Regions from separate parts of the Homo sapiens genome. Here region 2 is linked to region 1. Evidence: read pairs that join two places in POLR2A ChIA-PET (ENCODE). Cell type or tissue: GM12878. All regions are shown on one strand. Links, peaks and the distances in the headings refer to the core of each region. The heading gives the core; the rest is flanking DNA.

What was found. ChIA-PET counts read pairs that join two places held together with the same protein. Peaks named below come from ENCODE experiments on the same cell type or tissue, not always from the same donor. Only the 100,000 strongest peaks of a DNase experiment are listed, where the experiment ranks them.
Region 2: POLR2A ChIA-PET joins it to region 1 with 5 read pairs; 2 of 35 experiments call an interaction of 5 or more read pairs at or near these places.

What each region holds. Positions count from the first base shown.
Region 1 is chr3:120,143,891-120,152,098 of GRCh38, reverse strand. LOC105374065 (a long non-coding RNA gene) reads right to left here and starts at 6,435. Exons shown (of 3, transcript XR_924392.3): 1 at 6,153-6,435. RefSeq lists an enhancer at 5,819-7,018. In GM12878, for the core only: a CTCF peak has its summit at 4,804 (motif pointing right); a DNase peak (open chromatin) is centred at 4,803.
Region 2 is chr3:119,566,160-119,574,367 of GRCh38, reverse strand. No RefSeq gene overlaps it. Among named protein-coding and RNA genes, the nearest start is that of ADPRH, 9.2 kb to the left of the region's middle. RefSeq lists an enhancer at 5,465-5,966. In GM12878, for the core only: no CTCF peak of the experiment used is centred there; no DNase peak of the experiment used is centred there; H3K27ac peaks cover 1,079 bases.

The sequences.
Region 1 (8,208 bases), core at 1,929-6,928:
AGACAGAGAGATGGCCAAGACCAAATCCTTGAACTACAGCTTCCTAAGGGAGCGCCACAAGATGACTCTTGCAGCAAACGCACACTGCTTATGATGACAGGATTTGAGACCTTTGCTCCAGGAAGTTGGGCTGGACTATGTGAGAGCTGGGAGGATATTGTTTGCCCCCTTGTCCTAAGACTTAGATTCATGTTTCTCAAATGAGGAAAGTATTTTCCGGGATGTACAAGATTTTTCTGAGAAATTTGGGAAATTTGGATTTTATTTTAATGATAACAGAAAAATACGTCTTGGCTTGTTCTGAATCATCTGTATGACTGCCTTAGAACAAACTCCATGAAATTTCAGTGCCTGAGATTGTGTTTGAGAATGTTTTCCCAACAAATGAAACTCAAATGACGTCAAACCCTGCTGTATAAGTGACAATTTTGAAATGATTTTGAATGTAAGAAAGTGGTGGGAGAATTGATTCATCACATGGCAAGTGGTAAATGTGAAAGACTGTCTTTTTCAAAAATGAGCACAGCAGTATTCCTGGTCCTATATGCTCTTCCAGAATCTTGTCACTATCCCATCAAGAGATGACATCTATATTTCTTACCCTTCAACCTGGATGGGGCTTTGTGATTGCCTCAACAAATCACATGGTAGAAGTGATGCCTCATGACTCTTCAGGCTTGGTTTTTAAAAAGATAGGACAGCCGGGTGCTATGGCTTACGCCTGTAATCCCAGCACTTTGGGAGGCCAAGGTGGGCGGATCACAAGGTCAAGAGATCAAGACCACCTGGCCAACATGGTGAAACCCTGTCTCTGCTAAAACTATAAAAAGATTAGCCAGGCATGGTGGCGCACACCTGTAGTCCCAGCTACTCAGGAGGCTGAGGCAAGAGAATTGCTTGAACCCAGGAGGTGGAGGTTGCAGTGAGCCAAGATCGCGCCACTGCACTCCAGCCTGGTGACAGACTGAGACTCTGCCAAAAATAAAATAAAATAAAATAAAATAAAATAAAATAAAATAAAATAAAATAAAATAATAAAATAAAATAAAATAAAATAAAATAAAATAAAATAAAATAAAATAAAATATAGGGCTTCTGCCTGGCTCTCTCTAATAGAGAAGTGTTCTGGCTGGAAGACCCAGGTAAGGTCCCAGACAACAGCCAGTGTCAACTGCCAAGCATGTGAGAGAGCAAGCTTTTAGATCAGGGGTTGGCAGATTTTGAACTGAGGGCCAAATCTAGCCTGCTGCCTGTTTTTATAAGTAAAGTTTTATTGGACTACAGCTATGTCCATTTACTTGTCTATGGCTGCTCTTGCACTACAATGGCAGAATGTATTAACAACGGAGACTGCATGGCCCACAAAGCTGAAAATCATTTACTATATGGTCCTTTACAGAAAATGTTTATTGACCTCTGCATGAGGTGATTTCAGCTTCTAGTATTTGAGCCACCCCAGGTAAGGTCTAGTGGAGTAGAGATAAGCTATCCTTAGCAAGCTCTGCCTAAATCATAGACTTGAGAGACACATGTTCTTTTAAGCCATTCAGCTTTGGGGTGGCTTGTTTCATAGCAATCAAGATAGTTTTATAAGTACACTGAACTCAAGAGAACCTGGACATTGCTGGCAATTTCGTATTTAGATTCCATTACTTAAAGCTTATCTTTGTATATATCAACTTGCAACAGTTCATTAGCAGCAAGTATAGTAGGTAATCACAATAAAGGGTTTCTCTCTTCCCAATTCTAACAAGAATTAGAGTAGATGCCCCTTTAATTCATATTTCAACAATACCACAATATTACTTTTATCTCCAAGAAGAGATAATTTTACATTATTATCTAGTAATGCCTCATTAAAATTGGCCTCCAAGAATTGCTTACTGGCAATATTATGGCTAAGTATGTGGCCTGATTATCCTGCAGTATCAAACAAAGCTTTGATGTTACTAGTAACATTTTCTACAACATATGTGTGCAGTTAGTCTCTGCATTAAAATAATTGGAGCCAAAATGCAAACACAAATTAAATGTAGAAACCAGACCCAAAACTATTTCTATTATTAGATGCCTTTGGAAGTTTTGTTTTAGCAAAACATTATCTCTCACACTAAACTTAATAATACAAGATTTTGTGGATTTTTAGGTTTAGTTTGGTAATTTTATTTTATAATTGCCTAAGCTTAAGTGGAGCTATAAGCTTAGCATTTTATATCTACTTTTACACGTATGTGTACGTGTATGTAACATCAGAATACTCAGTACAGCATGTCTATAACATACAATTTTTTTCCTTTAAAAGAGGCCTGTATAAGACACAAAAGGACAAATATGATTCCATTTATTTAAGTTACCTAGAATTCAGAGAGATGGAAAGTAGAATAGCAGTTACCAGGGAGTCGGGGGAGAGTGGAATGGAGAGTTAGTGTTTAATGGGTATGGAATCTCAATATGGGATGATGGAAAAAGTTCTGGAAATGGATAGTGGTGATGACTGTACAACAATGTAAATCTACTTATTACCACTGAACTTTACACTTAAAAATGCTTCAAAAGGGCCAGGTGCAATGGCTCATGCCTGTAAGCCCAGCACTTTGAGAGGTAAAGTTGATAAGATCCTTGGGCCCAGGAATTTGAGACCATCCTGGGCAACATAGGGAAACCCTGTCTCTACAAAAATAAAAAATTAGCTGACTGTGGTCCCAGCTACTCAGGAGGCTGAGGCAGGAGGATCACCTGAGCCCAGGAGGTGGAGGCAGCAATGAGCTATGATTGTATCACTGCACTCCAACCTGTGTGACAGAGCGAGACCTTGTTTCAAAAAAAAAAAAAAAAAAGCTTAAAATGCTAAATTTTATGACATGTGTATTTTACCACAATTTTTTTAAAAAGAGGATTGTATATAATCCGAATATGAGAAATCCCAGAATAGGGCTAAGAGCAGCTGGCGGTTTTTCTAAAACTCTTTTCTTCGGGTCTAGCTTCTTAATCTGGACCTTTTGAGGTTTTAACACTCAGATGGTGAAAAGAGCCCCTTTGGAAAAGGGAACCAAATAATTAGTGCCTAGGGAAAAGCCATCCCTCATTTAGACTCAGAGCAGTGTCAGCCTGAGCCACCCACACCTAGACTTTTGGTAAGGGGTCCCTATACAGTCCCTTGCATGAGAGGGAGGAAGGGATTCCAAAGAGAAGCCAGGAGATTCTGAAAGGAGGGGTCCTCCACCTGGTAGCCCAAACACTGAACATCTCTTAGCAGCTCAGAAGCTTCAGCCTTCATATACCTTCATTGTGGTTTTGTTCCATCCCCCACGAGAACTCCTCCTTCTAGAAGAGGGGGATCTCTGAGCAACACTGGAGGATGGTACTGTGCCAACAGGAAGTGGGGAGGCACAGTGAAGGAAGTGGGGTACTCAGAAGGGAGATTTGGAGGTAGGCATTGGAAAAAAAACCACAGCACCTTTTTATTTCCATTTTACTGACAAAGAAACTGACCCCAGAGATCAGCTAACTTGCCTAAATTGTCACACAGAGCTAGGCATTGTGGCTCACACCTGTAATCCCAGTGCTTTGGGAAGCTGAAGCAGGAGGATCACTTGAGACCAGCAATTCAAGACTAGCCTGGGCAACATAGTGAAACTCTGTCTCTACAAAAAAAAAATTTTTTTTTTTAAATAGACAGGTGTGGTGGTGCACGCATGTGGTCCCAACTGCTCAAGAGCTGAGGCAGGAGGATCACTTGAGCCCAGGAGTTTGAGGCTTCTCTGAGCCGTGCACTCCAGCCTAAGTGACAAAGCCAGAGCCTGTCTCCTCTAAACTAAAAATTAAAATTAAATTGTCACACAGCTCATCAGAAGCCAAAATGAGAATGGTGTAGGTCTGATTGTAAAATCCTTGATTGCAGAAATCCCATTTTACCTGTGTTTTATTGATTGTGGCCTCCTTTGGATTCCGGCTCTCACCTGCTCTATAATGGCTCTGCTTTGCTACATGTCACCCTCCTTATCTGAAAACACCTTTTCACAGTCTATAAGGAGCCCTGGGGCTCTCTCTATGTAATGTAAGAATTAGGCAAATAATAAGGGGCCCTGGAGAATTGGAGCCCAGTATGAAAACTGAAACAGACTCTAACCAATGATCCCCTGTCAGGCACTGGCAGAAGACCATGCTCTGGCCCTCATGGTGCCAAAGGAGCTACCACACATCATCAAGGAAGCACTGATAGGGGATTCCTTTCTTCAAAATGTTTAATTCAACATGCTGGTGCATCTAGGAACAAAGCCACTCTGTGATAAAATTAGCCGTGCTAAACACTCTTGCTAGCAAAATAGCACCGCGGCCCTTTCTAGCCACACTATCTGAAAATAGCTCTGAAAATAATGTCACGAGCAACTTCTATTTGCTTCTTCCCAGGAGAAGGTAAACAAGTAAAATCAAAGGCAGCTGCTCCTGCAGGGCCTCTTCCTGTATTTGTTCCTTCTCTTAGGGACAGCCCATCCCCACCCTATTCCTGCTCTTCCTGTTCTCCTGGTCCTTCCACCAACACCTCTCCTCTCTCAAATTAGACATCAAGGCAACATCAGTCATTCACATTCATTTGAGTGACTCTTTACATTTTAATATGAATTAATCTCTTGCATAATACTGTCCATTTGACATTTTCCTAGTTGGACCAATCTTCTCCAGTAACCAAACTAAGGGCCTAGGAACTGGAAGAGGACAGAGGAGGTTGTATAGGCCATAACAATTTCTTACCTGAAGAGACTACAGACGCCAAGAATGGAGCTCACACTTGTGGGTTTGTGCCACTAGATGGCAATTATGCCCCTTTGCAGCTGGCGGTAGGCAACAGACCCACCCCTGCAGCACTGTGGTCTGACTTTGATCTCTTTCTGGTGCAAAGATCTTTGAGAAGCTCATAAACACCCCTTTCATTACAGCAATCATCTCTTTATCTACTTTTAACTTTACTAGAAATACTTATAAAATCACTCAAAGAAACATTAAAAAAGAGAAAAACTTCATACCACAGTAGACGCTCCATCTGCCCAATCATGTATCTAATATTCAGCAAGCGCCTTTGCTCCTCTTTCAGTCACCTTCCGTATGTCATATGTTCTGAGGAATCTTGGTCCAGGGGCTTCTATTTGGAGCTACTCTCTCTTCCTGGCCCTTTCCTGAGGAAAATGCTGGGTAGAAAACCCTTCCATGCCTCCTTCTACACCTGGAAAAGTCCTAGCTCCTGGCCTACTCTTCTGAGAAGAGTTTCCAGAACCCTTCCCAAACCTCATTCTCCACCATCTTGCTAGGTACATTCAATATAGATATTTGTCATAAGCCTGTTAGAGAGTTAGCACATCATTCCATTGTTATTTGCCCACGTGTGTCTTCCTCACTTGATAAGAAGACTCTGGAGAGCAGGAATAAGTTTTTATTTATTTTATATTTTTATTTTTACTTTTTCTTTCTTTCCCTTTTTTTTTTTTTTTTTTTTGAGTCAGGGTCTCACTCTATTGGCCAGGCTGGAGTGCAGTGGCGTGATCTTGGCTCACTGCAACCTCCACCTCCAGGGCTCAAGCTGTCCTCTCACCTCAGCCTCCTGAGTAGCTGGGACTACAGGCTCTCACCACCACACCCAGTTAGTTTTTTAATTATTTGTAGAGATGAGGGGGGGGGTCTCACTATGTTGCCTAGGCTGGTCTCGAACTCCTGGTCCCAAGCAATTCTCCCATCTTAGCCTCCCAAAGTGCTGGGAGTATAGTCATGAGCCACCTCGCCTGGCCTATTTATTTCTGACTATCACAGTGCCCTTCCCAGTGAGCTGCCAACTACTACCTGGACAGCCAGTAGAGACTGAAGAGAAAAGAACCCTGTTACCTTCTCTAAGAATCCCAGCTCTCCAGAACTAACCCTTGTTCAGTCACTGAGCAATTTCACACCCTCTCTTCTGCCCTATCTAGGGCCTAAAGGCTAAAACAGTCAGCATCACTGGGTGGGTGAGGGATGGGGTGATATGAGGTGAGCATTTGAGGTGTTATATGTGCCGCTGGGCAGAAATACCTACGTGTGTGGGTTCCTCTTGAGCACTAATCACTTCCCTTGTCTCTGCTTGCTTACAAGGGGATGTCAAAGGCCAAGTGGATAAAGACTATTACCATTTGTCTCAAAGCTACTTTCCGTTCCAGCTGCAGGAAAACTATATTCATTGAAGGGAATCTGAACTCTGGAGTGTTTTCCATCCACACTGCTGCCTTCACAGTATTGCCACTCAAAGTGTGATCCTCAGGCCAGCAGTATCAGCACCACCTGGGAACCTGTTAGAAATGCAGAATCTTAGGCCCCACCCAGATCTGCTGAATCAGAATTTACATTTTTTACAAAATCCCCAGATGACTCACAAGCACATTAAAGTGTCAGAAGACTGATCTAGAGCCTGCCCTGAAGCCATAGTATTTCATGCTGGGTGTGGTGTCTTTGGCAACTCTGGGATGTCCAGTCTGGTCCCAAAAGTCAGGATCTCAATGGGATTAGTGAAACTCTGCAGGCTTTAGGTGTTCAACAGAAAGCTTGTTATTTGGCAATGTTGGGGCATTAAACAGCCCTGATACTTCTTCAGGATATTGGGAGTTAACCATTAATTCTCAACTGATGAAAACCTGGAACCTAGACTAGAGTTTCTGTCAGGCTACCAGAAGTTTCCTTTATATTAACCAGGCCAGGAATCCCTGGAGCCACCTGGAATAGTGTATGGACCAAGTAAAGACAAAAGGAAGGATTTCTCATAGGCTCTGCAGAAGCACTTTACTCTGCGTGGGGTTTTCTTGTTTTTGTTTTTCTGAGACGGAGTGTCGCTCTGTCACCCAGGCTGGAGTGCAGTGACGCGATCTCTGCTCACTCAAGCTCCGCCTCCCAGGTTCACGCCATTCTCCTGCCTCAGCCTCCCGAATAGCTGGGACTATAGGTGCCTGCCACCACGCCCAGCTAATTTTTTGTATTTTTAGTAGAGACGGGGTTTCACCATGTTAGCCAGGATGGTCTCGATCTCCTGACCTTGTGATCCGCCCGCCTTGGCCTCCCAAAGTGCTGGGATTACAGGTGTGAGCCACCGCACCCAGCTGGGATTTTCTTAATGAATGCATCAGACAAATCTGAGACTCAGTAAGCCACTTGGGATGGGGGTGGGGGAGTCATGTGACCTGGGGGCCATCTACAACCTTGGCTTACCTAAATGCTATTCATGAAGTCTGAAGAGGCCCCAGAGGTTAAAGCATGGTAAACCCCAGAAATCCTTGACAGAGCAGTAGGCCCAGAAAGAATGGCCTGGGCCTGACCTTAGCCACAGTCTACTTTCTTTAGAGACAATGTCTCACTCTTTCACCCAGGCTGGAGTGCAGTGGCACAATCACGGCTCACTGCAGCCTTGAACTACTGGCCTCAAGTGATCCTCCCCATCTCAGCCTCCCAAGTAGCTGGGAGTACAGGCATGTGCCACCATACCCAGCTCATTTGCTTTCTTTACATGTTCTCAAGCCTTCCTGAGGTCAGATAAGTTACGGATCAGAGCAGAGCATGCTCTCAGGAATGATAGGAATGCAGTCCACCCGGGAAAGGAGCCCATGTCATTCATGAAACTGTACTGATTGCCCGGGTCTGCACCAAAGCTCTTCCCTGGTAGATGAACATCCACAGGGCAAGACGGCAGGTGGCAGCTGGGAGTTAGGCCACCACACAGCCAGCTTAATGTGAGGGAATCTTCTGAGGCCTAAAGGGCATTATGTGGTGTCCAGGATCCCCTAGTTGGTGCTTGAAAGTAAAGCCAGAACTGGGGTTCAAGAACTCAGAGTCAGAGGATGAGCGCTTGTGCTAATAGAGCCCCAAGAAACACAAAGTCAGGCAAAGAAATGAGGTGTGCTTTCATAGATTTTAATAAGGATTTGAAGGAGAAATGGAAGAAAATGAGATCCAAGGAGACGAGGGTGGAATTGAACTGGACTAAAGACCTATTCTGTCTACGAGCTGATCTTACCCTAAGCTGACCCTGATGTCTAGAGAGCTTGTATCATTTACTTTTCTCTTTTATCTTTCCTTGGTGCACAGGTAGTGACTACTTATCTCCCATCTCCCTGTTCATGTCCTGATGGAAACTTTTCTTCCTCTGTCTCCAAACACATTGGCTTTTCCTACCAGAAACTGAAGGGGGCCTCATGTGGA
Region 2 (8,208 bases), core at 1,261-6,260, 580 kb after region 1:
GACTGAAAAATAATAAAAATAAATAAATAAATAAACAAAATGTGCCAGCCAAGCACATGCTTGGCGCTTCTTGCACCTACAGAGGTAGGGCAAAAATCACACAAGGAGAGAAGACACTGTACAGTATAATGGCACGAGGCCGTGAGGAGTATGGAAGCAGAGAATGTTCAAGGTACATGGTTGGCAACTATGAGAGAGTTAATGGTATCAGCTCAGTCAGGGTGTTCAGAGACGGCATCCAGAAGATCAGCTCATCAAGGAAAACAGGCTCAGACTTCACCGCTGATTTCAACCAACCACGTGACTGCTGTCCCTTCCTTTTGCAGTTTTGACACAACTGACCATCATTCTGCCCTGATAAGAGACCACCAATCACAGATTGGTTCTGGCCAGCCTACAGAGGACCTGCAGTGAGGGTTTTTGTGTCCTCTGCTTCACCTTTTAACATCAGAGGGCCGAGAACTCCACCCTCAGATCATGCTAATGCTGCCATTTTTTGTAAAAGGGACTCTTGAAGGGGCATGACGCTCAGTTGCACATGCACATGTTTCTCCTTTCATAAATATTCATGACTCCTCCTATAGTTTATTAAATACATGTATTTTTGTAATCCTACCTACTTGGGAGGCTGAGGCACGAGAATCGCTTGAACTTGGGAGGTGGAGGTTGAAGTGAGCTGAGATTGTGCCACTGCACTCCAGCCTGGGTGACAGAGTGAGACCTTGTCTCAATAAATAAATAAATAAATATGTGTACTTGGCTGCTCTGCTCAGCATACATTCCTGTTCCCTTTGCCTTTCCCTGGAGGTGCCTCTTTTTGGCTTCTGGCTGGAAGGCTACACTTCCCAGACTGAGAATGGCCATCCTGCCGTCTGCAACCCTTTATAAAAATAAAGCTCTCTTTTCCAGATTTATAAACCTTGTGAATTTTCAGTTGACAATAAGTTTCTTTTTTTTTTTTTTTTTGAGACGGAGTCTGGCTCTGTCACTCAGGCCTGAGGGCAGTGGTGCAATCCCAGCTCACTGCAACCTCTATTTCCCAGGTTCAAGCAATTATCCTGCCTCAGCCTCCCAAGTAGCTGGGATTACAGGCGATCGCCACCACGCCCAGCTAATTTTTGTATTTTTAGTAGAGAGGCAGTTTCACCATGTTGGCCAGGCTGGTCTTGAACTCCTGACCTCAAGTGATCCACCTGTCTCAGCCTCCCAAAGTGCTGGGATTATAGGCATTAGGCACCGTGCCCAGCTGACAATAACTTTCTAGGGAGGAAGCTGAGGCCAGTGAAGACAGTTACTCAGAGTTTATATAACTCAGTTTCACACATGGAGAGAAGTGGGCCTGGAGCCCATGCCCTCTGAACTCCCAGCCAGGACTTCTTCCATTCCTTCTACTGTCACTTAGAAAAAAATTGAAATGACATGATAGACTAAACACCTATGAAAGATTTGAACCTCCTGAGTCTAATTTTTAAAATATTTGCTGGGCGCAGCTCACGCCTATAAACCCAGTACGTTGGGAGGCAGAGGTGGGAGGATCACTTGAGCCCAGGAGTTCAAGACCAGCCTGTGCAATAAAGTGAGACCCTGTCTCTACAAAATAAATAAATAAATAAAATTATCCAGGTGTGGTGGTGCACACCTGTAGTCCTAGCTACTGAGGAAGCTGGGGCAGGAGGATTGCTTGAGCCTGAGAGTTCAAGGTTACAATAAGCTAGGGTCACACAACTGCACAGTAGCCTGGGTGATAGAGTGAGAACCTGTCTCTAAATAAATAAATAAATATTCTATATCCCACTCCCAAAGAGCCTTAAGCCTCTTGTTGATGACAGTCTAAAAGTGGTATTTAAAGAAAAATCTAAGATATGCACCGTAATTCTAACAAGCAGGCAGGAATCAAATATAGCAAGAGGTAGAGATGGGAGACTATATGGAGAGGAGCAAAAGAGATAAGTGGATACAAACCGGTGTTTTAAAACCTAGGAGTGGCCAGGTGCGGTGGCTCACACCTGTAATCCCAGCACTTTGGAAGGCCGAGGCAGGCGGATCATGAGGTCAGGAGTTCAAGACCAGCCTGGCCAACATGGTGAAACCTCCTCTCTACTAAGAATACAAAATTAGCCGGGCATGGTGGTGCATGCCTGTAATCCCAGCTACTCGGGAGGCTGAGGCAGGAGAATCGCTTGAACCTGGGAGGCAGAGGTTGCAGTGAGCCAAGATCGTGCCACTACACTGTAGCCTGGACGACAGACCGAGACTCCATCTTAAAACAAAAAACAAAAAACAAAAAAAAAACCCTAGGAGCAGCTTCCACCCCTCTCTGCAGAGCAGAAAGAGACCCGAGGGAAGTCCATGTGGATGTGAATCCTGCTCCTCCCAACAATGCAGTAGCCCGCTCCTGTAGGTCAGGGCTTTCCAGCCTTTGCTCTGGAGATCCACCAGTAATTTTCAAATCTTCTTTGGTACATTTCCTGGCAGATGACCTCTGTTGCTCCCTTTCTCCTGGTTTCGCTGGGATTTCCCACAGGAAGAGAAGCTCAGCTGGCCAGCTGAGTCCTAAGTTCCGCTTCCAGGGTTTACAATGAAACAGCAATGCTCTTGCACACGGTCCCATCCTAAGGGGACTTCACTGCCTGCTAGAATCTCAGTAGGTGAAAATACAGCTTCTAGGAAACAAAAAGTGACTGCTCCCTAAACCAAAAGTTTGGGGGGCCTTACTGAAATTATCTTTCTTTCATGTTATCATTCTTTCTGCCCCACAATTCCTCCACTGGGGTCAACCTGGGCAAATGTACATGAATCTACTCTTATTTCTATTTCTAGAAGAGTCCTTGAGACAAAAGGTAAAGAAAAATCTAGTCAGGGGACATTTTGTTCCTCTTGTTTTTCCAGCAAGCTCCTTCCCCCTCTGATGAGGCAACAGTCCCTCATCCCTTGGTCTCTGGCATTCATTCCTAAAATTACTCTCTGGAGAGAACTCCTGAAGTTTAGGGTGGGGCATCTAAACAAAGGACACCAAAAGGTTTCAAATGGCAGCCAGTTTAGGCACATTTCTTAGTTGTGTCTGGGGCCATTGGAGGAGTCACGCAACCCCAGTGGCCACTGGAGAAATCAGTTCAAGGCTCAGGAGAGATTCAATCTGAGAGTGCTGTTAAGGATCTTCACTCCATAAAATCCTGTTCTTCATCATGTGGTACTTGTATAAATCAGGCCCTCAAGTGGTCAAATTCCTTCTCGTATTCAAATAATAGGTAAATATCTACATAAGGTTAACTTTTTTTGTTTGTTTGTTTGTTTGTTTTTTTTTGAGTCAGAGTCTCACTCTGTTGCCCAGGCTGGAGTGCAATTGTTCAATCTCAGCTCACTGCAACTTCCATCTCCCAGGTTCAAGCGATTCTCATGCTTCAGCCTCCGGAGTAGCTGGGATTACAGGCACCCACCACCATGCCCAGCTAATTTTTAAATTTTTAGTAGAGATGGGGTTTTGCCATGTTGGCCAGGCTGGTCTCAAACTCCTGACCTCAAGTGATCCACCCTCCTTGGCCTCCCAAAGTGCTGGGATTACAGGCGTGAGCCACTGCACCCGGCCACACGTTAAGTTTTAAATGTTGACCCTTCTAGAAAGAGTTATTGAAGGGGAACTTCCCCTTTCCATCCAAGCCTTGCAATTTCTCTTTAATTTTAGGAACAGAATCAAATTCCTTTTCCGAAATCTGGAAACCATGACCTTTGACGTTGTGGACCAACGTAATATAAAAAAAATGGCAACTGTTTGATTCACTTTTCAGAATAATACAAAAAAAGGAAGAAGTGGGGGACAGAGCTGGGGAGGAGAGAGGGAGGAGGAACAGGCTGTTTCCATGACCCTTCAGCTCTAATTCATTCACGCCATGGTGACCCACTTTGAAAGCATAGATCATGTCTGGCTTCTCCTACTGCCTAGTCCTTGGTTCCTGTTTCTCAGGGGACAGGGAAAATGAAATAGAAACTGAAAAGGGTGACTTTTGTAACTTCGTTAGTGGTTCTGGTGGACAGTGTGGCAGGGCAGGGGAGTGGCAGCCAGTGGCAGTGACATTTAACGCCTCAGGTCCTAGAATCGTGGACTGCCTGGGATTCCACCATAGTCCCTTACTCTCAGGCAGAGAAATCTCTGTTTTCCCCAAACAGGATTTGTCTCTTCTCTTCTTAAAGCATCAGGCAATAAAAATTTGCAACCTTCTTTGAAAGTCACCTTTTCCAGCTTCAACACAAAAAAAATGCTTCCTTAAACACAATCAAAATTTATCCTGCTTACATGTAGATTATTTTCTCCAGTTTGGTCGCCTACAGATGTAGAAGGCATTTATGGCCATGACTAGCTCAAAACAAAGAAACAGAAACACCTCAAAGCCACAGAGGATCATTACCAAAGGCCTCAAAATCATTTGGCCCATCTAAAACATCTTGGCTCCCCATTCCTCTGTTCTCTGAGCTGCCTGGTTTAGCATCCTTTTTGTTATTGTTTGTTACTTTCTGCCGGATCCTCTCCACATTTAGTTTGAAATTGGACGTAATATTCCAATAAGGATCTGGGTTCATGTAGAAAGAATCCAAAAAGATAATTTCTGGCCATGGTATGTCATATTGCCACTCATGTCTCGCAATATTTTGTTGGCATTTTCGCCACACTGCAGACTTAAATTCAGCTAGCTGCCCTGCTCTTTTTCTGCTACTGTTTCTTTTTCTTAGGATCGGTCCATGTTGTCCTTATCTCTCCTAGTCAAGCCATTTTGCTTCCCCAATGTTTGAACCCTTCCAGGCACATAGTAGGCACTCAATAAATTTGGGGGGGTGGGGAGGGATTGGAATGATGCCAAATGAGTGGCACAGACATAGGATCTCAGAGAAGGGAAAGAGCAGATGGAGATTTAGAAGAGTCAGGAAAGCTTCTTGGGGAAATGGCATTTGGCCTGGTCCTTTGAGGAAGAAAGATGTTTAGATGGGCAGAGAGAATGGGGAAAGGCAGCCAAGGAAGTTGGGGGACAGTGTGTCAAGAGTCACAGGCAAGGATTATGAGGCAAGGTGGCAGAATAGGAACAGCTCCAGTCTACAGCTCCCAGCGTGAGCGACACAGAAGACAGGTGATTTCTGCATTTCCAACTGAGGTACTGGGTTCATCTCACTGGGGTTTGTCGGACAGTGGGGGCAGGACAATGGGTGTAGCCCACTGAGCGAGAGCCGAAGCAGGGTGAGGCATCGCCTCACCCGAGAAGGGCAAGGGGTCAGGGAATTCCCTTTCCTAGCCAAGGGAAGTGGTGACGGACGGCACCTGGAAAATCGGGTCACTCCCAGCCTAATACTGCACTTTTCCAATGGTCTTAGCAAATGCCACACCAGGAGATTATATGCCGAGCTTGGCTCGGAGGGTCCCACGCCCACGGAGCCTTACTCATTGCTAACACAGCAGTCTGAGATCGAACTGCAAGGCAGCAGCGAGGCTGGGGTAGGGGTACCCGCCATTGCTGAGGCTTGAGTAGGTAAACAAAGCGGCCGGGAAGCTCGAACTGGGTGGAGCCCACCACAGCTCAAGGAGGCCTGCCTGCCTCTGTAGACTCCACCTCTGGGGGTAGGGCATAGCTGAACAAAAGGCAGCAGAAACCTCTGCAGACTTAAATGTCCCTGTCTGGCAGCCTTGAAGAGAGTAGTGGTTCTCCCAGCGTGGAGTTTGAGATCTGAGAATGGACAGACTGCCTCCTCAAGTGGGTCCCTGACCCCCGAGTAGCCTAACTGGGAGGCACCCTCCAGTAGGGACAGACTGACACCTCACACAGCTGGGTACCCCTCTGAGACAAAACTTCCAGAGGAACGATCAGGCAGCATCATTTGCTGTTCAGCAATATTCGCTGTTCTGCACCCTCCGCTGCTGATACCCAGGCAAACAGGGTCTAGAGTGGACCTCCAGCAAACTCCAACAGACCTGCAGCTGAGGGTCCTGACTGTTAGAAGGAAAACTAACAAACAGAAAGGACATCCACACCAAAACCCCACCATCATCAAAGGTCACCATCATCAAAGACCAAAGGTAGATAAAACCACAAAGATGGGGAAAAAACAGAGCAGAAAAGCTGAAAATTCTAGAAATCAGAGCGCCTCTCCCCCTCCAAAGGTATGCAGCTCCTTACCAGCAACAGAACAAAGCTGGATGGAGAATGACTTTGATCAGTTGAGAGAAAAAGTCTTCAGATGATCAAACTTCTCCGAGCTAAAGGAAGAAGTTTGAACCCATCTCAAAGAAGCTAAAAACCTTGAAAAAAGATTAGACAAATGGCTAACTAGAATAACCAGTGTAGAGAAGTCCTTAAATGACCTGTTGGAGCTGAAAACCGTGGTACGAGAACTACATGACGAATGCACAAGCTTCAGTAGCCGATTAGATCAACTGGAAGAAAGAGTGTCAGTGATGGAAGATGAAATGAATGAAATGAAGCAAGAAGAGAAGTTTAGAGAAAAAAGAGTAAAAAGAAATGAACAAAGCCTCCAAGAAATATGGGACTATGTGAAAAGACCAAATCTACGTCTGATTGGTGTACCTGAAAGTGATGGGGAGAATGGAACCAAGTTGGAAAACACTCTACAGGATATTATCCAGGAGAACTTCCCCAACCTAGCAAGACAGGCCAACATTCAAATTCAAGAAATACAGAGAACACTATGAAGTTACTCCTCGAGATGAGCAACTCCAAGACACATAATTGTCAGATTCACCAAAGTTGAAATGAAGGAAAAACTGTTAAGGGCAGCCAGAGAGAAAGGTCGGGTTTTCCACAAAGGGAAGCCCACCAGACTAATAGCGGATCTCTCAGCAGAAACTCTATAAGCCAGAAGAGAGTGGGGGGCCAACATTCAACATTCTTAAAGAAAAGAATTTTCAACCCAGAATTTCATATCCAGCCAAACTAAGCTTCATAAGTGAAGGACAAATAAAATCCGTTACAGACAAGCAAATGCTGAGAGATTTTGTCACCACCAGGCCTGCCCTAAAAGAGCTCCTGAAGGAAGCACTAAACATGGAAAGGAAAAACCAGTACCAGCCACTGCAAAAACATGCCAAATTGTAAAGACCATTGATGGTAGGAAGAAACTGCATCAACTGACGAGCAAAATAACCAGCTAACATCGTAATGACAGGATCAAATTCACACACAAAAATATTAACCTTAAATGTAAATGGGCTAAATGCTCCAATTAAAAGACACAGACGGGCAAATTGGATAGAGTCAAGACCCATCAGTGTGCTGTATTCAGGAGACCCATCTCACATGCAGAGACACACATAAGCTCAAAATAAAGGGATGGAGGAAGATCTACCAAGCAAATGGAAAACAAAAAAAGGCAGGGGTTGCAATCCTAGTCTCTGATAAAAAAGACTTTAAACCAACAAAGATCAAAAGAGACAAAGAAGGTCATTACATAATGGTAAAGGGCTCAATTCAACAAGAAGAGCTAACTATCCTAAATATATATGCACCCAATACAGGAGCACCCAGATTCATAAAGCAAGTCCTTAGAGACCTACAAAGAGACTTAGACTCCCCCACAATAATAATGGGAGACTGTAACACCCCACTGTCAACATTAGACAGATCAACGAGACAGAAAGTTAACAAGGATATCCAGGAATTGAACTCAGCTCTGCACCAAGCAGACCTAATAGACATCTACAGAACTCTCCACCCCAAATCAACAGAATATACATTCTTCTTAGCACCACATAGCACTTATTCCAAAATTAACCACATAGTTGGAAGTAAAGCACTCCTCAGCAAATGTAAAAGAACAGAAATTATAACGAACTGTCTCTCAGACCACAGTGCAATCAAACTAGAACTCAGGATTAAGAAACTCACTCAAAACCACTCAACTACATGGAAACTGAAACACCTGCTCCTGAGTGACTACTGGGTACATAACAAAATGAAGGCAGAAATAAAGATATTCTTTGAAACCAATGAGAACAAAGACACAACATACCAGAATCTCTGGGAAACATTTAAAGCAGTGTGTAGAGGGAAATTTATAGCACTAAATGCCCACAAGAGAAAGTAGGAAAGATCTAAAATTGACACCCTAACATCACCATTAAAAGAACTAGAGAAGCAAGAGCAAACACATTCAAAAGCTAGCAGAAGGCAAGAAATAACTAAGATCAGAGAAGAACTGAAGGAGATAGAG